Regions from separate parts of the Homo sapiens genome. Here region 1 is linked to region 2. Evidence: chromatin loops called from intact Hi-C (ENCODE). Cell type or tissue: OCI-LY7. All regions are shown on one strand. Each heading gives the region's core, and the rest is flanking DNA. Links, peaks and the distances in the headings are about the cores only. Region 1 holds the start of RHOQ-AS1 (RHOQ antisense RNA 1). Region 2 overlaps PRKCE (protein kinase C epsilon).

The links. A loop is a pair of places that touch in the nucleus more often than their neighbours do. Peaks named below come from ENCODE experiments on the same cell type or tissue, not always from the same donor. Only the 100,000 strongest peaks of a DNase experiment are listed, where the experiment ranks them.
Region 1: a loop joins it to region 2, with 4 times the contacts of the local background. A loop is called at or near these places in 1 of 110 quality-filtered maps.

The regions. Positions count from the first base shown.
Region 1 is chr2:46,570,886-46,580,423 of GRCh38, reverse strand. RHOQ (ras homolog family member Q) reads right to left here. Exons shown (of 5, transcript NM_012249.4): 3 at 4,173-4,337; 4 at 3,768-3,863. RHOQ-AS1 (RHOQ antisense RNA 1) reads left to right here and starts at 186. Exons shown (of 2, transcript NR_104182.1): 1 at 186-389. In OCI-LY7, for the core only: a CTCF peak has its summit at 3,336; a DNase peak (open chromatin) is centred at 4,393; H3K4me3 peaks cover 1,415 bases; H3K27ac peaks cover 1,728 bases.
Region 2 is chr2:45,724,713-45,735,733 of GRCh38, reverse strand. All of the region lies in intron 1 of PRKCE (protein kinase C epsilon), which reads right to left. Among named protein-coding and RNA genes, the nearest start is that of PRKCE-AS1, 55 kb to the right of the region's middle. RefSeq lists enhancers at 2,430-2,937, 5,398-5,537, 5,918-5,997. In OCI-LY7, for the core only: CTCF peaks have their summits at 5,636 and 5,835 (motif pointing right); DNase peaks (open chromatin) are centred at 5,703, 6,453 and 7,043; H3K4me3 peaks cover 2,210 bases; H3K27ac peaks cover 2,500 bases.

The DNA.
Region 1 (9,538 bases), core at 2,119-4,618, 850 kb before region 2:
CTGATGCAGGAGCATGCCTGGAGCAGTCAAGGAACAAGATCACACTGAGGATGTGGTATTTGAGCAGAGACCTGAAAAGAGTGAAAGAATGAATCATGTCCATAGGGAAGAACATTCCAGGCAGAGGGAACAACAAAAGTACAAAGGTTCTCAGGTAGAACTTTGAGGGAACAACAAAGGAGACCAGGAGGCCTGGGGAACAATGAGTAAGGCAGAGAGGGAACAGAGGCTTGTAGGCCACTGTGCGGACTTTGGCGTTTAGTCTGAGCTGGGGACCCACTGGAGGATTCTGAGCAGAGCAGTGACATGATTGCGCTTACATTTTTAAGACTTACTCTGGCTGCTGTGTTGAGAACAGATGACCATGGGGCATAGACAGAAGCAGAAAGGTGAGTTGGAAGCTATTCCAGTAAAGCAGGCCAGAGATGGAGGAGGTCTGAACCAGGTGATAGAGGGAAGAGTTAGAAAAAAGTGTCTGGATTCTGGATATGTTCTGAAGGTATGTTGTGCCGAAGGCTAGATGTGTGGTATGGGAGAAAGAGCAAGGTCAAGTACGACTTCAGGGCTTTTTTTTTTTTTTGAGACAGTTTCACTCTTGTTGCCCAGGCTGGAGTACTATGGTTCGATCTTGGCTCATCACAACCTCTGCCTTCTGGGTTCAAGCGGTTCTGCCTCAGATTCCTGACTAGCTGGGATTACAGGCATGTGCCACCACACCCAGCTAATTTTGTATTAGTAGAGATGGGGTTTCTCCATGTTGGTCAGGGTGGTCTCCAACTCCCAACCTCAGGTAATTCTGCCCGCCTCGGGCTCCCAAAGTGCTGGGATTACAGGTGTGAGCCACTGCACCCAGCTGAGGGCTTCTGACCTGAGTAACTGGGAGGACAGGCTTGGAGGGTAAAAGAAGAATCATATCTTAGACATGTTAATTTTGAGATACTCAGCCATGTAGATGGACTTGTTGAGTAAACAGCTGGATAACCAAATTGAGAATTTAGGAAAGAGGTCCAGGCTGGAGATGGAAATCCAGGAATCTTTGGTTGTAGACTGTGCAAGCTACAAGACTGACAGAAGCTCATTTAGGCCTAGGGAGTGTAGCTATAGAAGAAGACATCCACAAAGCTGAGTGCTCATCACTGGGGCCCTCCAACCAGGGACCAAGGAGGTAAAGAGATGGAGCAGAGTCCAATGAGAGGGGAGAAAAACCAAGAGAGTCCAACTGAAGAAAGTTTCAGGAAGGACGCAACTGTGCCAAATGCTGATGAGTCTAGAAATGAGATCATACTGTTTTGCAACTACTTTTTTCCCTTTAGCTACATAATAAATATGAAATCTTAACAGATAGTATGAAGTTTTAATAGATGCAGGGAATTTTTGCCATTATAAACAATTCAGCATCTTTGTAGCTCTAAGTACGTCCCTAATAATTTACTTTTATTATTAAATATTATAAATGGACAAATTATAATTTTATATAAGGTACAAAGCAATATTTTCTCTCTATATATACATATACACACACACACACGAGTGAAATGATTAAATCAACATAATTAACATCTATCACCTTAAATACTTATCATTTTGTGTGGTGAGAACATTTAAAATTTACTCTTTTAGCAATTTGGAAATACGCAGTCCACCATTATTTATTTATTCATTTATTTTGAGACAGGGTCTCACTCTGTCATCCAGGCTGGAGTGCAATGGCACTATCTCGGCTCACTGCAACCTCCACCTCCTGGGCTCAAGTGATCCTCCTTCCTCAGCCCCCCAAGTAGCTGGGACTACAGGTATGCACCATCATGCTCAGCTAATTTTTTTTTTTTTTTTTTTTTTTTTTTTTTTTTTTTTGGTAGAGATGGGGTTTCACCATGTTGCCCAGGCTGGTCTCGAATTCCTGGGCTCAAACGATCCACCCACCTCAGCCTTCCAAGGTGCGGGGATTACAGGTGTGAGCCACCGTGCCCAGCACCACCATTATTAACTGTAGTTACCATGTTGTGCAGTGTTATCTCAAAAAATGTATTCCTCCTAACACTGTACACTTTGACCAACATCCTAATGATTTGCTTAGGATAAACTCTTACATATGGAATTGCTTGATCAAAAGTGTCCATGATTTTAAGGATTTTGCATACTGTCAAGACTGCTTTGATTCAATGACCAATAGTACAACAGAGTGTCCATTTTACTACACGGGTATTATAATTAATTTCTCATTTTTTGCCAATTCTATAGGTGCAAATTGAGCTTACATTTGACTACTAATAAGTTTGAACATATTTCCTATCTTCAATGGCAATCTGCATTTTGGGGGGTGAATTTTTCATTGTTAGCCCATTTTTCTATTGGTATCTGTGGCTGCTTCTGATTAACTCATATGCAAGAGGTTCCTGTATACTAAGGATGTTAACCCATTTTTCTGCCATCCATCTCAGGTTATATGACTTTTCATTTTATTTCTGGCATTTGATGTGGTATTAAGTTTTTATGCAGTGAAATCATTAATATTTTCATTTATGGCTTTTATCTTTATGACATTTAGAAATTCCTTCTCTCCCCAAGATTACAAAACTGAATACATGGAATTTCTGAAGTGATTTGTTAGTAAAGCCATTTATTTTTTGCTTTAGGAAAAACTGTCCTCCAGAAAGTTTTCTTGCTTTCTTTTGCCTCCTGATACTACATTTTAAAAGACTATATATGGGCCGGGCGCGGTGGCTCATGCCTGTAATCCTAGCACTTTGGGAGGATGAGGTGGGCAGATCATGAGGCCAGGAGGTCGAGACCATCCTGGCTAACATGGTAAAACCCCATCTCCACTAAAAATGAAAAAAAAAAAAAAAAAAAAAAAATAGCCGGGTGTGGTGGCAGGCACCTGTAGTCCCAGCTACTTGGGAGGCTGAGGCAGGAGAATGGCATGAACACGGGAGGCAGAGCTTGCAGTGAGCTGAGATCCCGTCACTGCACTCCAACCTGGGCCACAGAGTGGGACTCCGTCTCAAAAAAAAAAAAAAAAAAAAAGACCATATATGGATTCTGTTTCCACAAAAGTCCTATTGAAATCACAACATTTAAAAAATAGAATCCAATAATGTTAAGGCCAAATGGGAAAAAAGGGGAAAAAGTAAACCTATCTTTGGGGCACGAAGGAAGATAAGCTACAAGGTATTGCATGCATCACTGTTACATATATTTTTAGAATTTTTGTATTTTCTATCCTCTTTTCATAAAAAGATTGGAGAAATTTCAACACATTTCTTTTCAAACCTAGTCATCATTTTTTGGTTTTAACCACAAATTTAAACTGTCATCCTAGGTGGCTCCACTGTCTAACTCAATGAGTCTTAAGACAGAGCTGATTTGGCACAGTGCAACTGTTTAAGTAATGAAGAAGGGTTGAAAGTAGTGACACGTGTTTCCGATGCTTTTTTCCATATGTGACTTTTTAGGAAAATATCACTGGCAATGTAGCAAAGGTGTAAGAGTCTCGGCCCAGGAGTCAGGCTTTGGACTGAAACCCAACTCTGCCATTTATTACCTGCAGGATCTTGGGCGAATTATCTGACATCTCCCAGCCTCCACTGTCTCTTCTGTGTAACAGGGGAAACAGACCTACCTCACTGAGTTCATGCAAGGATTAAATGAGATAATGCATGTAAAGCACTCCACCTGGCACACAGTAAATACACAATAAAATTAGCTTCTATTGTTATCTTAGCATCTTTTACATTCATGCTTAAATTCTGTGAGTGTTCCATTACCTCTTTTGCTAGTTTCTGTCCTTGTTCCACACATATAGGTTTTTCTTTCATATCATTCAGTCTTGCTAAAGTTTTGGGGTCATCTCGGAGATCAATCTAATTAAGAAAGGTCAATAATGTCCCATAATATTACAAATCTTTAAAGAAAAATCAAAGCATGTAATCCCACTTAATTCCCACATACCAAAAAAAGATTAAACAAAAGAACTTAATTTTTAAAAACCAGGAAAATAATTGCTTTCTTTTGGCACAATTTTTTCCAAAAATATGATAGAACTCATTAACTTGCAGCTGAGATTAAACACTTACATCATTTGCTCAGCTTTGGGACTGTTTGTCTGAGAGCAGCCTCTACGACAGACCAAAGAGCTTATTCTAAAATGCAGAAAATCAAACCAGACATACCTGAGTTCCTATTAATAAAAAGGGTACATTTGGTGCGTATTCCTTAAGTTCCGGTACCCACTCCTCTTTCACATTTTGAAATGAGGCTGGATTTACCACCGAGAAGCATATAAGGAAGACATCGGTCATTGGGTAAGATAAAGGCCTCAGACGGTCATAGTCTTCCTGAGGAACAAAGAAAAGCCTCATTATGTATTTACATTTCTATTGTTTACTAGTAATATGTACATTAGATTACATGGTCAAAGATGCAAATTCAGGAGTACTCCACTAGTGGAATGTATGGCACTCTAAGTAAAATCAGATAACTCTGTTTTTGTTATTCTTCTTTGTGAAGTTCTGAACACCCATGAGGTAAAAAAAAATGACAATATCATTAACAATGACAATGAAAACTTTGGAAAAATACATTATGATCACTAACGCTGTCACTAAAAACATTTTTAACTAAAAAGTTTGCACAAAGAATTGAATATAGCTAGACATTGCCTAAGTATTATAATTTATAATAATTAATACATGCTAAATATTTACTATGTGTCAGGCACTAGTCTATATGCTCTCTCATGGATTACTTATTTAATCCTTGTAACAACAATATGACACAAGTACCCTTAATCCTGACTTTCATTTGAGTAAACTGAAGCACAGAAGTTAAATTACTTGCGTAAGGATGTGTAGCCAGTAAGTCAAGGAGCTGAGATTCAAATCCTGGCAGTTTTTACTCCAGAGTCTATACTCTTAACCACTATACAGCTTCACTGAGACCTTCAAGCTTTGCTTTCCTTGTTTCTATAGTTTTATTAATTGTGTGTGTGTGTGTGTGTGTGTGTGTGTGTGTGTGTGTGTGTGAAGATTTAAAGAGAAACATACACAGTAAACCCACCAAAATCCTCCTTTACTCTCCAACTTTCATTCCCTCTACTTAATATTTTCATGTTTATTCTTCCAGTTCTTTTTCTATGCATGAATATACCAGTAACTGCACATATTCATACATCTGTACATAAAATGAAATCATGCAGTACTTGTTGTTCTGCACTTTCTTTGTCTTGGACATCTTTCTAAATCAGAATACGTTAGACTACCATATCATTTTACACTGTTGCTTCAGAGTCCCCAGAACAGCTATACTCCTGATGGTTATTTTAGTCTCTATCACAAAAGGCAGTGAATATCCTTTTTTGCATAGACTATTTTATGTGACACAAAATTCTACTTATTTACATTCTCGAGAGTGAACAGAGTCCGGATTCCATTTTTGGCATAGCTAGACTCTCATCTGGTTTCAAAGAAACTTTATTTTTAGCCTGGGCCACCTCCCCTCTTAAATGACTCGTTTCACTACAGAACTACACAAATGTGGAACTAAGGGAATATTAAAAACATCATCTTCCACTTGGAGTTTCAGCAGTAGTATTTCCCTCATGGAACAATTTTCCTTTCATGCATTTTTCTGACATTTTTCATAATATAACTTTCAACTAAAGCATGTTAATGTCCCAAACCCTTGACTGGTGGGTAACCCTTTTGTTTTTCTGTGATGCTTTTGAAGGGCACACCTATAATCTAGAGCTGTGGGCATTAAAAGATTTCTCAGGTGTTCGCTATCACATGACGACAGGGGAAATGCCACCCCCAATCTTCTGCAACTTTTATTTTTTAAAGTGAACGCCTCTAAATGGTTTTGATTAAAGCAGTGCCCTGGTGTTAAGAAATTCACAATGAAGAGATCAAATAGGGTGGGTATGAAACACGTTATACCCCCAGACAGTTACTAGAGGAAGACTTCTTGAAAATTTAACTTTTTAAAAATCAGCTTGTGTTAAACAGTACAATTGAGTGCCTTATATGTACTTTCTGGGCTCTACTGCCTGTTTCAAACTGCAAGTCCATAAAAGAAAAAAAAAAAAAAGAAACAGTATGTCATCTTAGCATCCCACCCAGCAACTCCACACTTCTGAGCAAACATGCAGTTGTCATGGCCGGGAAATGGGGTGTTCTCATTAAAAAGCACTCCTCATCCATATTTAGATTTCCAATTTTCACAGAAATAGGAATGGGGATACTATCCCTTAGGATTATGAGGAATAAATGAAATAGTGCAACTAAAGCACTCCGCATAACACCTCGCACATCGAAGAACTCTTTCAATGCTTAAACATAAATTCTCTATCCCATGGGAAACCAAGTCTCTTATTCCTCTGCAAATCCACGCAGGGTCCCCTGAGTCCCACACTTGCCTCAGCTTTGCAGCTCCCTCCAATCACAGAGAAGTCTTTTAGTAAGAAATAAAATCAAAACACACAAAACTCAGGTCTCTCGAGACAGTATAATTTTCAGATGAATAAAAGAGAATGATATATTATTACTGTACTCATTAGTCACTTAGCCTTAAGACTATTTAAAATGTAACAAAAATAGATTTATATTTAAGAAAGCCAAATTAGAGATTTTAATGGAAATTTTACTTTTCAAGCAAGTTTACCTCCTCAGGGAAACAGAAGTGTGCGCTCTTTCTCTAGTGAGAGATGACAAGAAATAAAAACTAATTGAATGCCATGTTCCCTAGAGATGCTTAACAATATTAATCCAAGTATTTTACAGAAGGTAAATATATTGTACAGATTCCTTTCATAACCACAGTGAATCCTGACTTTCCTCCATGAGAGACGTGAGCACAAAGGAGGACAATTGGACCAATCATTTCTAGATATTTCTTAAATTGCAGGTTTTGTTTGATTAATTAAAATGTGAAGAACTGGGGCTATTAAAAAATAAAACACACATATGTTTAGACCTCCTTGGAAAGAAATGTTACTTCTTAAGTCTGAACAATCTAAAATGAATTCCTTCTGCCTGTCATCTCTGGCTAAATAATTGGCAGTTAGTGGCCGGGCATGATGGCCCACACCTGTAATCCCAGCACTTTGGGAGGCCGAGGTGGGACTCTTGAGGTCAGGAGTCCAAGATCAGCCTGGCCAATGTGGTGAAACACCATCTCTACTAAAAATACAAAAATTATCTGGCCGTGGTGGTGCACACCTGTAATCCCAGCTATTCGGAAGGCTGAGGCAGGAGAATCACTTGAACCCAGGAGGTGGAGGCTGCAGTGAGCAGAGATTGTACCACTGCACTACAGCCTGGGCAACAGAGCTAAACTCCGTCTCAAAAAAAAAAAAAAAATCGGCAGTTAGTACAAGAATGAGACCTTTCTGCTTCTATCCAGCTGAGTAATTAGAAGTCTAATAATAGCAAATTTAGAAAATAAATTATCCCCTGTGCATACTGTACCCTGCATCATATAAAATGGTTCATATGCATCACATAGTATCCTGTGTGAATTTAATATGAAATGTGGGATTTGGGAATGAATAAGTGGAGGTGTGCAGAATCTTTCATCTTCAGCCATATATTTTAAATTTGAGAACACAAAGAAGTCAAATGTAGAGCAACTGCCCTTACTTTTAAAAGATCGACTTATCAAAGTCACAACTTCTCACAGCCAACTCTCCAGTGTCCTCCTAATTAACAAACCCATTATATTTTAGTTCTAATTTTAAAATGTAGGTATTTAAACATTTCAGCATGGTAACTAGAACATTCTCAGGAGTACAGAAAAGTGTATTAAAGACAGCTGTTCAACATCAAAACAATGAAAGAACTGGTGAGTTTAGTCAGCATGGCTGTTGGACTGCATGGCAGACTCTTTAGCTTCTTACCAATTGGCTAAGTACCAGAAGTATCAAGTTTTTAAGTGTGTTCTGGCAGCTTAGTGTTCAGGCTGTCCCTTGTTGAAGAGTCCTCGATATGTGATAATGACAACCTTACTTTAAAAATATCACACATGGCCAGGTGCGGTGGCTCACACCTGTAATCCCAGCACTTTGGGAGGCCGAGGTGGGGAGATTGCTTGAGTCCAGGAGTTCAAGACCAGTCTTCCCAATGTGGTGAAATCCTGTCTCTACTAAAAATACAAAAATTAGCTGGGCATGGTGGCACATGCCTGCAGTCCCAGCTACTCAGGAGGCTCAGGTGGGTGGATCAGTTGAGCTCAAGAGGTTGGGCCTGCAGTGAGCCATGAACATGCCTGGGTGACAGAGTGAGACCCTGTCTCAAAAAAAAAAAAAAAAAAAAAAAAAAACACACACTTACCACCTGATAAGAATCTGCAAACAAAAAACTAAAGAAATGCGCTCTGAGAGGAAACAAAAGCTCTTCCAATGCCACAGAGAAATGTAGCCAATGGCCATCAGCTGGAGACCCCTTTCTGTGTGCAGCTCAGCCAGCAGTGCCCATGAGCCTTACTTCTGCACTATTCTTTGTCCCCTTCATGTGGACCTGGGTGTTCCCTCCTACCTTAGTGATCTCTGTTTAAAATATATGTTTTTGGGATGTGTATGTCTATTTTAAAATACATATCCAAAACATTTCTTAAATAAAAACACTCACATTGGACGATTTACCTTGTGCCATGCTTTGTTAGCTGGTATGCTATCATGTATTATTTAAAAGCAATCAGCAAAGATTTATTGAGACTATAGCCCTCTGGAGCTTGCAGTTTAGTTGGGAATTCAAGATATAAACATATAAAAAGACAGTCATATACAACAATAGGAGGGAATAAAAGTGTAAGCTGGAGCAAGTGAATATAGAAATGCTTAACAAACATTACTAAGCACCTACTATGTGCCCAGAACAGTGCTAACTGCAATAAATAAAGGAGGGAAGGATGAGATTCAAATAACATCTATTTGTAAAACACCTTATAAACATTTACAAAGCTCTCTCATTAAGTATCTATATGTTAAAAATAAGGCAATGCACTTGAATGTGCAGCAGTGCCCACAATGTGCCTGGACACCACTCCAGCGCCTTGCAGACCTCCAAGCCACAGCCTAGAAGAGGAAACTGCAGGCTGGTGTGGGAACGTGCATCAGGTTAGCACCCAAGAAGAACAATTCTGATAGGTGAGGAGATACACACAAATGCATAACAGCTTTCGATCTTAGGAAGTTCATGGTAAGGTAGATAAGATGTATGTGAACATGATATTACAAGTTAGAATGTGGTAAATATAAAAAGTAGTAATGAGGGGACACTAAGAAAAGACCTCTTGGAAGAGGCACTTGAGTTGGTCCTTACAGAATGGAGAGAACTTGAACGTATCCAACATGCTAGGAATGCGACTTTAGTCCAGTCCCTTATTCCTTAGGGCCTTAGTTTCTCTGTCTGAAAAACGGGAGACTTATCAGTGACAAATGCTTTGAAGACCATAAAGTACTATAGGAATGTATTACAATCCCAAATAATGCAGGATAGTACTTTGATGTAAGAAATAGTCATTTATCAAAACCTACTAGAGT
Region 2 (11,021 bases), core at 4,700-7,199:
CTTCAGACAAGTGCACAAAATGTTCATGTTCTAAGAGTTATTTTCTCTTTGGTTCCTCCAACACTTTGCTTTCCTGCCACTTCCCATCTCCCTGAGCTCCTTTCCCTTCCACAAATCTGCTAAGAGCCAACACTCACACAGGCCTGTGCCAGGCACCTCGGCACCACTTCACTTAATCTGCAAAACAATGCTATGAGGTGAATGCTACCATTACCACCATTTTACAGGTGATGGAGCCTGGGTACAGAAAAGTCAAATGACTTGCCTATGGTGACCAAAGCTAATCCATGGAGGAGGCAAAATTCAAACCCAAAGTCTATGGTCTTGACCCCAAACTGTACTACAAGCTGTCTTACAGCTGCTTTGATTGTTCCTTTTTGCAACTAAACAGTTCCGAGATATATTTGTTCATATGGAAGTGATAGTCTCTGAGGACTCTGAGCCAAAGGAGAGCCTGCATCAGGAGGACGATGTCTAACTCAAGCTGGAAACCTCTAGTGGTGGGAGATATGGCAGACTTGCCATGCGTGGAACCAAACCAGCCTGCAGGGGTGATGGACCACATGTGGTGTTGCAATCACATCATGCGCCCAGGGCTCCAAGGGACCTGCCCACATCACAGGCCACTGTTTCCACCAGATGCTGGCCTGGCCCAGTGACTCTGAGAGGGAGATTAGCATGTAGGAGGTTTATTGAAGACTGTTCTCAGAAACAATCTAGGTGGAAGGGGTGATAGAAGCAGGACTGGGCAGAGGGAACAGGTGGGCTGCGACGCAGCTGTAACAAAAGTCCTAGGCAATCCCGAGGGGAGCTCTACAGCGAGGATGGACTTGGAGAACTGTCTCATTTTGGGGAAAGGAGGCTAGACCTTTCCCATAAACCAGTCTTTCCATGAGGGCTGCCCTCAGGAAGGGGCTTCTCTTCTGCTGAGGCAATAGTCCTGGGGAGGAGGGGCGCAGCTGCAAGCTGTCAGCAGCCCACACTCCCAGCAGTTGGGGAGTGAGTACTTCAGGCCTGCAGGGGGGATCTGCGCATCAAAAAATCCACCCCTACACTCAGGCTCAGGGTTCTCTTAACACACAACAGAGGCCCAGGCCAAAAGTCCTGTTGCTCCAGGAAGGCGGAGAACACACGGACCTGTGTAACCTCATCTCCTTTTGTGTTTGTCAGATTCCCAGTCATACCATCAAGCTGCTGCTTCTCTCACTGGCATTTGCTAACTTCCAATGCTCACACCACTTAACGCAGACAACCCCCCCGTTTACATGGATGAGTATACTGTCTTTCAGGACTGCAAGCATTACGTAAAATCAGGCTCAACTATAGACATGGAACTGAATTTCAGAGTTTAATTTTTTTTTTTTTTTTCTGAGATGGAGTCTTGCTCTATTGCCAGGATGGAGTGCAGTAGCGCCATCTCTGTTCACTGCAACCTCCACCTCCCAGGTTCAAGCGATTCTCCTGCCTCAGCCTCCCAAGTAGCTAGGACTACGGGTGCACGCCACAACGCCCAGCTAATTTTTGTATTTTTAGTAGAGACGGGGTTTCACCATGTTGGCCAGGATGGTCTCAATCTATTGACCTCATGATCCACCTGCCTCGGACTCCCAAAGTGCTGGGATTACAGGCGTGAGCCACCGCACCCAGCCCAGGGTTTAATGTTTTCCACTGGACTGCACTTCATAATTACCCAGCCTCAACTGCGCAGCCCACATGGTGCCACCTGCTATACAGCAGATATAAAAAGTGTGAGATGGCCCCTGCCTTCCAGGAGGTTTTCCTTGAAGCTAAGACCACCCCATGAAACTGCTACACAATGAATGCCATGTGCACAGGCTCAAAGCAAAATCGTTGTTCTGAGAAGGCAGGGGCCAGCAGGCCCCAAGTGGCCTTATGACTTGCAGAGCAGAAAGAGCCCACCGAGGTCACCAGCAGAGCCATGCCTGGAATCCAGGTCCCTTGAAGCCCCGAGCGCTTCCTACTACACGACTTTGGGGGAAGAGAGACTCTTAGCTGCGTAGAAAGAAAGCTGATAGTGGAGACGGTGAGAGGGAGGAGAGAGGGCATTTCAGGCCAGCCACTAGGCTGACTCCATGACCTCCTTCAAGTCTTTGCTCAAACCTCACCCTCTCAACGAGGCCAGTGCTGACCAGCCCACATAACACCCCAACCTGGCCACTCCGCACCTCCCCAGGGAATTCCAATGCCCCTTACCTTGCTTAGTAATGTCTCTTTTTCCGTGGCCTTTATCATCTTATCACATACCCCACCATTTATGATTTACTGTTTCTTGCGTATTATTTGTCTTCCCTTGCTAAAATGTGAGCTCCATGAGGACAGAGACCTTATCTGTTTTCTGTGCTCACATATCCCAAGCTCCTCGAATCATGCCTGGCTCACAACAGGCACTCAACAAATTCTTGTTGAATGAATGAATGAACAAGAGCTAATATTTGTTGAGCAGTTACTGTGTACCAGGACAGGGCCAGCCACCAGGGGAAAGGTGGGAAGCAAGTCAGAATCTCTGCCTGCATCAAGCTCACATGCAGTCAGTCTGATACCTCCTCAGCCAGCTTCTGAGAGAGGAGTAAACTCTCAAGCCCTAAGCCACAGGGATCACCAGTAAACCGCAGCCCCAGGGCCAAATCTCAGTCACTGCCTTTGTTTATAAATAAATTTGTTTATTTGTATTGTCTATGGCTGCTTTTGCACTACAATGGTAGAGCCAAGTTGTTTTCGCAGAGACTCTGTGGCCCGCAAAGCTAAAAATATTTACTCTCTGATCCTTTAAAGAAAGTCGTCGACCCTTGATCTAGGACATCCATTAATTATAACGATTTAACTTCTCTCCTGTTTATCTAAAATTACCAATCATGTACCATCTTTAGGAGAACTCAGAAAACAGTTCACTCATGTCGGTTTTTTGTTGTTGTTGTTGTTCTGTGGTCAGATGAGGAATCTTATTTGAGAAAGATAGTGAAAGAGACAGATAAACAAATAGGAAAATACCAAATAGTGTGTTAGGTGCTGGCTGAGGAAGGTGCAGGCAACACACTACAGATGCACATAGAAAGCTATGTGTAGCTGGATTTGGAGGATCCGGGAAGACTTCCTGGAGGAAGCAGCATCTAAGATATTATAATGATTATTGTTACCACTACTACTACTGCCCAAAGTAAGCTATAAGTAAAACATATAATATATATTATAGACTGACTTCAAACCTTTTTTCAAAAAGGTGGATATCAATGGATGAATAAACCTATTTAATACAGGTAATGACCAATAATACTGTATTTCATTATTTAGTAAGCTCCTGGTTATATGATAGGTACTCTGAAACATAAATCTGCCCTGTGAGTTGATACTAACATATGAAGAACCTCAACATATCCAAATATTTTAACACTAACAACCTGGGTAGAATGTACTTAAAATGGCATTCAGGGCTCACCTATAGAAAAACCTGAGTCCCTGAGACATGTCTGTCCCTAGCCTCCCGACATGGAGCCCTTTGCCTGCCCTAGGATGTCCAGGGCCCCCATATTCTTTCCTCCCTCTCCAATGACAGTCTGTTCCAAAAAAAAGCTCTCATAAATTTCATTTATACTGAGGTTCACATGACTGATAAGATGGTATGGCCCTTCTCTAGGACATCTGTATTTTAACTACTCATAACAAGGTTTAACTTACAGGAAAGACTTTCTAAGGGTGGAATTTCTAGGACTGTGGCTGACAGTGAAAATGGAGTTCTGTGGAGTAGGAGGTCATTCTGAAAGCCTAATTTGAATCACATGGCAGTCTGTAGCAGTAAAAAGCTCCAGGAATTGGCCAGGTACACTGGTTCATGTCTGTAAACCTAGCACTTTGGGAGGATACCTTGAGCCCAGGAGTTCAAGACCAGCCTGGGTAACACGGTGAGACCTTGTCTCTACAAAAAATTCTAGCCAGGTGTGGTGGCACACACCCATGGTCCCAGCTACTTGGGAGGCTGAGGTAGGAGCATCACTTGAGCCTAGGAGGTCAAGTCTGCAGGGAGCAATGTTTGCACCACTGCACTTCTTCCTGGGCAACAGAGTGAGACCCTGCCTCAAAAAAAAAAAAAAAAAAAAAAAATTCCAGGAATTCAGAAAATTCTTGGTTTTCAGGCTTAGGTTTCCCCATTAGTAACTACAAAATCCAAGACACTTAATGTCTCTGAGTCTCTTTCTCTCATGTCTAAAATGAACTTGAGAATTAAGGAAGGAAACTCAACTTCTCCCAGTTTCCTGAAGAGACTCAGTAAATGAAAAACCTCCAGACAAATGATTTTTACTCCATCTCCCCACTTCTTTTTTGGCATCTCTCCCAGGCCAGACATTTATACATCACACCTGCATGAGCCACAGAACTGATGGTCCTAAAATACTGACCAGAAAACCACAAGGAATGGAGCTGCTCTGTCTAAGTGAATGCTCTGAGCCCAAGAGGCTGAGTTGTCATAGGCAAAAACTGTGCATAACTCCATTAAGACACCCCTTGCTCTCCTGACACTAGCTGTAATAACCATCTTCCTCTCTAAACACAAAGGCCAATGCTAACTAATAACAGAAATCAACAGGCCCTAAACTCACCAGTCTCTAAACTGTCCACAGTAGCCACTTTCTGCCTGAGAGTTCTCCCTGGTTAGAGAACACCCAGGCTCCCACTATTCCCACATTCCTATTTCCTTCACTTCAAAATTTTCATTAACAGCTTCCACTTGTTCTTCCACACCAGTCAGATTTTCCTTTTAGATAAATCCAGGAATATCATTGCTCCATAAAGGTAAAAATGTATTTTTAAAAATGTTTTACAAATAACAGCACTCTGTCTCCCATGATCTGTCGGGCAGACACACAAAATTAATTTTTTAATGGAAATTTCCTTGGGAGAAGTGTCTCTTCAGAGACAGAAAAGAAACTGGTAGCTCTTGAAAATTAAAAATGTTGTGCTTGCCAGGCATGGTAGCTCACACCTGTAATCCTAGCACTTTGGGAGGCTGAGGCGGGTAGATAGCTTAAGGCCAGGAGTTTGAGACCAGCCTGGCCAATGGGGTGAAACCCTGTCTGTACTAAAAATACAAAAATTAGCCAGGTGTGGTGGTGCACACCTGTAATCCCACCTACTAAGGTGGCTGAGGCACAAGAATTGCCTGAACCCAGGAGGCAGAAGTCGCAGTGAGCCGAGATTGTGCCACTGTACTCGAGCCTGGGCAACAGGGTGAGACTCTGTCTCGGGAAAAAAAAAAAAAAAAAAATTACAACTGGTGGCTCACAGTTGTAATCCCAGAGCTTTGGGAGGCCAAGGTAGGAGGATCACTTGAGGCCAGGAGTTTGAGACCAGCCTGGGCAACACAGCAAGACTCCATCTCTACAAAAATAAAAAATAAAAAATTAGCTGGGTATGGTGGCCCACACCTGTAATCCTAGCTACCCAGGAGGCTGAGATGGGAGGGTTGTTTGAGCCCAAAAACTTGAGGTTACAGTGAGCACCACTGCACTCAAGTCTGGGTGACAGAGCGGAACCCTGTCTCTAAAAAATTTATTTTTCCAGTGTTGTGCTCTGTTGTCCCCAAACGGCTCTTCAAGCCTGGCGTCTATGGTAACATGACTGTAACCTCAGTGCTGCCCTGCTAATGTGTGGTTTCTGTTTTTCTTCCTCTTTTCAAATCCAAGGTTAACCAACGGACTCAAAACATCCATTCTTGTCAATGTTGTTGAACTATAAAAGTATGACTCTATACCCTTAAAAAATGCAAAATGCCCAGGACCCAAAGATCTCCTCCATGCTGATCTGTTCCTCTTTTAAGACTCCAGGTGGAGCTAGTAGGAACTGCACTCCAGGCTTTGAGCCATTGACAGATCTGCTCCCCTTGAGGCAAGGTGGACGTACTAGTTCTTCCTCCGGTCAAGGATGGCCAGAGCAGTCTGGACCCACTCTGGCCTAATCAGCATCAGCATACAGGCTCATCATCCATTACACTACCAATGTCCCTTGGAATATTTTCTGCTCAAACTTAAAAAATAAGCCCCCATGGAGGATACAGCCTAGAATCTCTAGTACAGATTCAAAAATAGCTGTATTCCTGAGTATGCACATCCCTTCAAAACGGTGTAAAAATTTTCAGAAGCCAAGGGTCAGTGATCACAGCCTCACTGGGGCCTAAAAATATCCTTCAGGCTATTGCTGTAGGAGGGGGAAAAGGAATCGGAAAGTAATGAAGGGGGACACATAGATGCATATGATGGAGGCTCCAGGGAGGGCCGAGCTGGCTTGATATCACATCTACACTGGCTGTCTCATAAGCGTATTAGGATCACACCCTTTGATAATAAAGAGGATGCAATGACCCCTGCTAAGAAGACACAGGCTTGAGCTGAGGATGGCTTTCATGGCACCTTTCATCTACTTTCTCTCTACTCTATCTTGCTCAGTCTCCCATAAGCCAGTGCAAACAGAGACTGCACTGTGTCCTCCACCGCCCTATGTGAATTAACCAGCAAGGATCCTGGTATAAGTGACGTGGTATCAGCTCCTTCGGGTCCCAAGGACAATGCCTCTGTTCCATTGATCAAGGCTTTGGAACTCCTTCCTTTGGAGTCCAGGCTTCCAAGTCATCATGGTAGCCATGGTCGGAATCCTACCTTGGCAAGTTGAGAGCAAGATCCCTGGTGGGGCAGTGAAAAAGAAAGACGATGGGAAGTGAGGGAAGAAGTGGGAATAGAGGCAGCCTCACTTGGCAAACACAGTGCAGCACAGCCTACCAGTTAGGAGCCAGTGCCCCAGTGCCACCGTATACTGAGTTCAAATCTTTGCTAACACCCAGCTCCAACACCCAACTCTAAACACATTACTCAACCTCTCTAACCTTAAAGGAGAGATGATGGTCATACCTTCCTCATACAGTTGTTATGAAAAATAAGTGACATGATGCATGAAAAGCACTCAGCACAGGGCCTCAATAATTAGCAGCTGTTATTGCTCAGATACTGAAAACAAACCATGAACTGGTGAAGACAGACCTCAACTTACAGTCAGGCAACCTGGGGGCTTTCAGTTCCCCATCTGTAAAACAAGGGGCTGAGAATGAAGGTTCCTTCCAGCTCAGACACTCTAGAAGTCTGTGACTAAGATACAAAGATTCCAGCGGCACGTGGGCATTACAACTGTAATATAAAATGACACCCAATAGCACTTGCACCACCCTCAAAGCAAGCAGCATGCACAAGAGGATACTGTGAAGAGTGCGTGTGTTTGGGCATGGGACTATTGGGGGAAGGGTTCTGGTGAAGAAGGGGCCAGTGAAATGGCATTGCTTAGATTGTTCTCTGGCTTGCTAGTCCAACATCCAGGAATGTTTCTGGCCTTCTAGGTATGAAGCAGGCAATTAGGGTCTTATAAAAATAAAAATAAAAAATTTCACTTAAAATCAAGAGGGAGAAATTTCTACTTGCCCTAACCTTGATCCTTTGCCCTTTGAAGCCAAAACAGATACTACCCTTAATTTATTTAGAGTAGCTTCTCACCCATCACCTTACTCCCTTGATGGGATACGAAGGACTTTCTGAAAGGATGTGGAGTCACACTTTGAAAAATACACTTACACAGAAGGAGCAGGCTTGAAAAGAAAAGATACGCTTAAACAGAAAGCGAGGCATGGTGTTTACTCAAGAGACCATCTCCCTCAGCCTGGTTTAAGCCAGTAAGGGCTTTATTTTCCATCTTGGCTTCCCAGAGTTTACTGTAAAAATACATGCCCTGGCTGGGCCCGGTGGCTCACGTCTGTAATCTCAGCACTTTGGGAGGCCGAGGCAGGCAGATCACGAGGTCAGGAGTTTGAGACCAGCCTGACCAACATGGTGAAACCCCGTCTCTACTAAAAATACAAAAATTAGCTGGGTGTGGTGGCGGGCACCTGTAATCCCAGCTACTCAGGAGGCTGAAGCGGGAGAATCGCTTGAACCCAGGAGCCAGCGGTTACAGTGAGCCGAGATCGCACCACTGCACTCTAGCCTGGGTGACAGAGCGAGACTCCGTCTTAAAAATAAAATAAAATAAAATAAAACACATGCCCCAATGTGAAGTCAAGAAGCAGAGTCCAACCAATGCAATGGCAAGAAACTAAAGGCATCAGGGAGCAAATGATGGCCAGCAGAACATCTGGGTGGAATGACAGATGTTGTACAAAAGCTTGGTCAAATCCTCTAAGCTACCTGGAATGCCCTCCCTCCTAGTCCAAATCCTCTTATCCTTATCCTTTAGGCAGAGTTTGAACCCCGTCCTCCGGGAAGCCCCCAGTGATCTCTCCCATTAGAGGTACCCACTCCCACTTTTGTGCACTGGTTGGACATACACAACATTCCGCCATTGCTTGTCTTCTACCTTCAATACACATCAGTTTCCATAAAAAGACTTCCAAAAGATCTTACTGTATCTCCCTTATCACCATGTATTTGGTTTATGCTAAATAAATAACTATGGCCTTAAGAGGTAGGTAAGCTGTTCTTGTCTACACAGTTTTCTACTCCGGAGAAGACTGCATCATTTGCCTAACAAGGATTAACTCTGCCCCATCACATAAAATTAACTTCACCTTGGGCAAACAGGGACTGTACTATGACATGCATCCAGGTATACATCTTTATCTAGAAAATTTGCTTAGCAAATGGCAGGTCTATTAATAAAAACTCTAAGGTCAAATCTCAAACTCAATAGAGCTTGTCAATATTAAGCCTTCGCATACATTTTTAATCTTATTTCCCATGAGGAAAGTAAGGGCCAGAAAGGTTAAGTGGTTTTCCCAAGGTCACCCAGCTAACAAGCAGCAAAGTCAGCCCTGGAATTCAGTTCTGCTTCTTTTTCCACCACCCTACAGCCACCCTACAAGCCCTCTATGTCACCTAGGAAAACAGGAGGGCTGATGACCGAGGCAATAGGATCAGTAGCCACAGGCTCCCAGGACATATCTGACCCCTTAAATCAGCAATATTTTTTAGAAGAATGTATCCTGAGAATCAAAAGTACAGGTATACATCAGAGATATTGAAGGTTCAGTTCCAGATAACTATAATAAAGCAAGTCATAAAAATATTTTGTTTCCCAGTGTACGTAAATTTATGTTTACACTATATGTAGTCTATTGTGTGTACGATGTAATTATGTCTAAAAATGTACATACTTTAATTGAAAAGTGCTTTATTGCTAAGAAAAATGCTAATGACCATCTGAGCCTTTAGCACACGTTGTAATCTTTTTGCTGCTGGGGAATCGTGCCTCGATGTTGACAGCTGCTGACTGATCAGGGTAGTGATTGCTGAAGGTCAGGGTGGCTGTGGCAACCCCACAGCAAGAAATTGCTATGCCAATTTCTTAAAATAAGACAATGAAGTTTGCCACATAATGGACTCTTCCTTTCACAAAAGATTTCTCTGTAGCATGTGACACTGTTTGATGGCATTTTCTGTCAAAATTGGAGTCAATCCTCTCAAACCTTGCTGCTGCTTTATCAGTGAATGTAATATTCTAAATCCTTTGTTGTCATTTCAACGTTATTCACAGAATCTTCACCAGGAATAGATTCTATCTCAAGAAACCACTTTCTTTGTTTTTCCCTAAGAAGCAACTCCTCATCCGTTCAAGTTTGGTCAAGAGACTGCAGCAATCCAGTCACATCGCCAGGCTCCATTTCTAATTCTAGTTCTCTTGCTATTTCTACCACATCTGCAGTGACTTTCCCAGCTGAAGTACTGAAACCCACAAAGTCATCCACGGAGCTGGAATTAACTTCCTCCAAATTTTTGATAATGTTGAAATTTTCACCTCCTCCCATGCATCATGAATGTGGGTTTTTTTGTTGTTGGTGGCGGTTTTTTGTTTTTTTTTTGAGATGGAGTCTCACTCTGTCAAGAGGCTAGAGTACAGTGATGTGATCTCGGTTCACTGCAACCTCCGCCTCCCGGGTTCAAGCGATCATCCTGCCTCAGCCTCCCAAGTAGCTGGGACTACAGGTGCGTGCCACCACGCCCAGCTAATTTTTATATTTTTAGTGGAGATGGAATTTCACCATGTTGGCCAGGATGGTCTCGATCTCTTGACCTCGTGATCTGCCCGCCTCGGTCTCCCAAAGTGCTGGGATTACAGATGTGAGTGTTCTTAATGGCATCTAGAATGGTGAATCCTTTCCAGAAGGTTTTCAATTGACTTTGCCCCAATCCATCAGAGAAATCAATATCTATGGCAGCTAAAGCCTTATGAAATGTATTTCTTAAACAATAAGACTTCAAAGTCAAAATTACTCCTTGATCCATGGGCTGTAGAATAGATGTTGTATTAGCAGGCATGAAAACAACATTAATCTCCTTGTACATCTCCATCAGAACTCCTGGTTGACTAGGTGCACTGTCAATGAACAGTAACATTTTGAAAGAAATCTTTTTCTGAGCAGGTCTCAATGGTGGGCTAAAATATTCAGTAAACCATGCTGTAAACAGATGTGCTATCATCCAGGCTTTGTTATTCCATTGACAGAGCACGAGCAGAATAGAATCAGCATAATTCTTAAGAATGTAAAGAATGGTAAATGAGCACTGGCTTCAACTTAAAGTCACCAGCTGTGTTAGCCCCTAATAAGGGAGACAGGCTGGCCTTTGAAGCTTTGAAGCCAGGTATTGATTTCTCTTTAGCTATGAAAGTGTTAGATAGCAACTTCTAATCTACATTGAAAATCTGTTGTTTATTGTAGCCACCTTCATCAGCGGTCTTAGCTAGATCTTCTGGGTAACCTGCTGCAGCTTCTCCATCAGCACTTGCTGCTTCACCTTGCACTTTTATGTTATGGAGATGGCTTCTTTCCTTAAACGTCATAAACTAGCCTCTGCTAGCTTACAATTTTTCTTCTGCAGCTTCCTTACCTGTCAACCTTCATAGAATTAAAGAGAGTTAGGGCCTTGCTCTGGAGTAGGCTTTGGCTTAAGGGAATGTTGTGGCTGGTTTGATCTTCT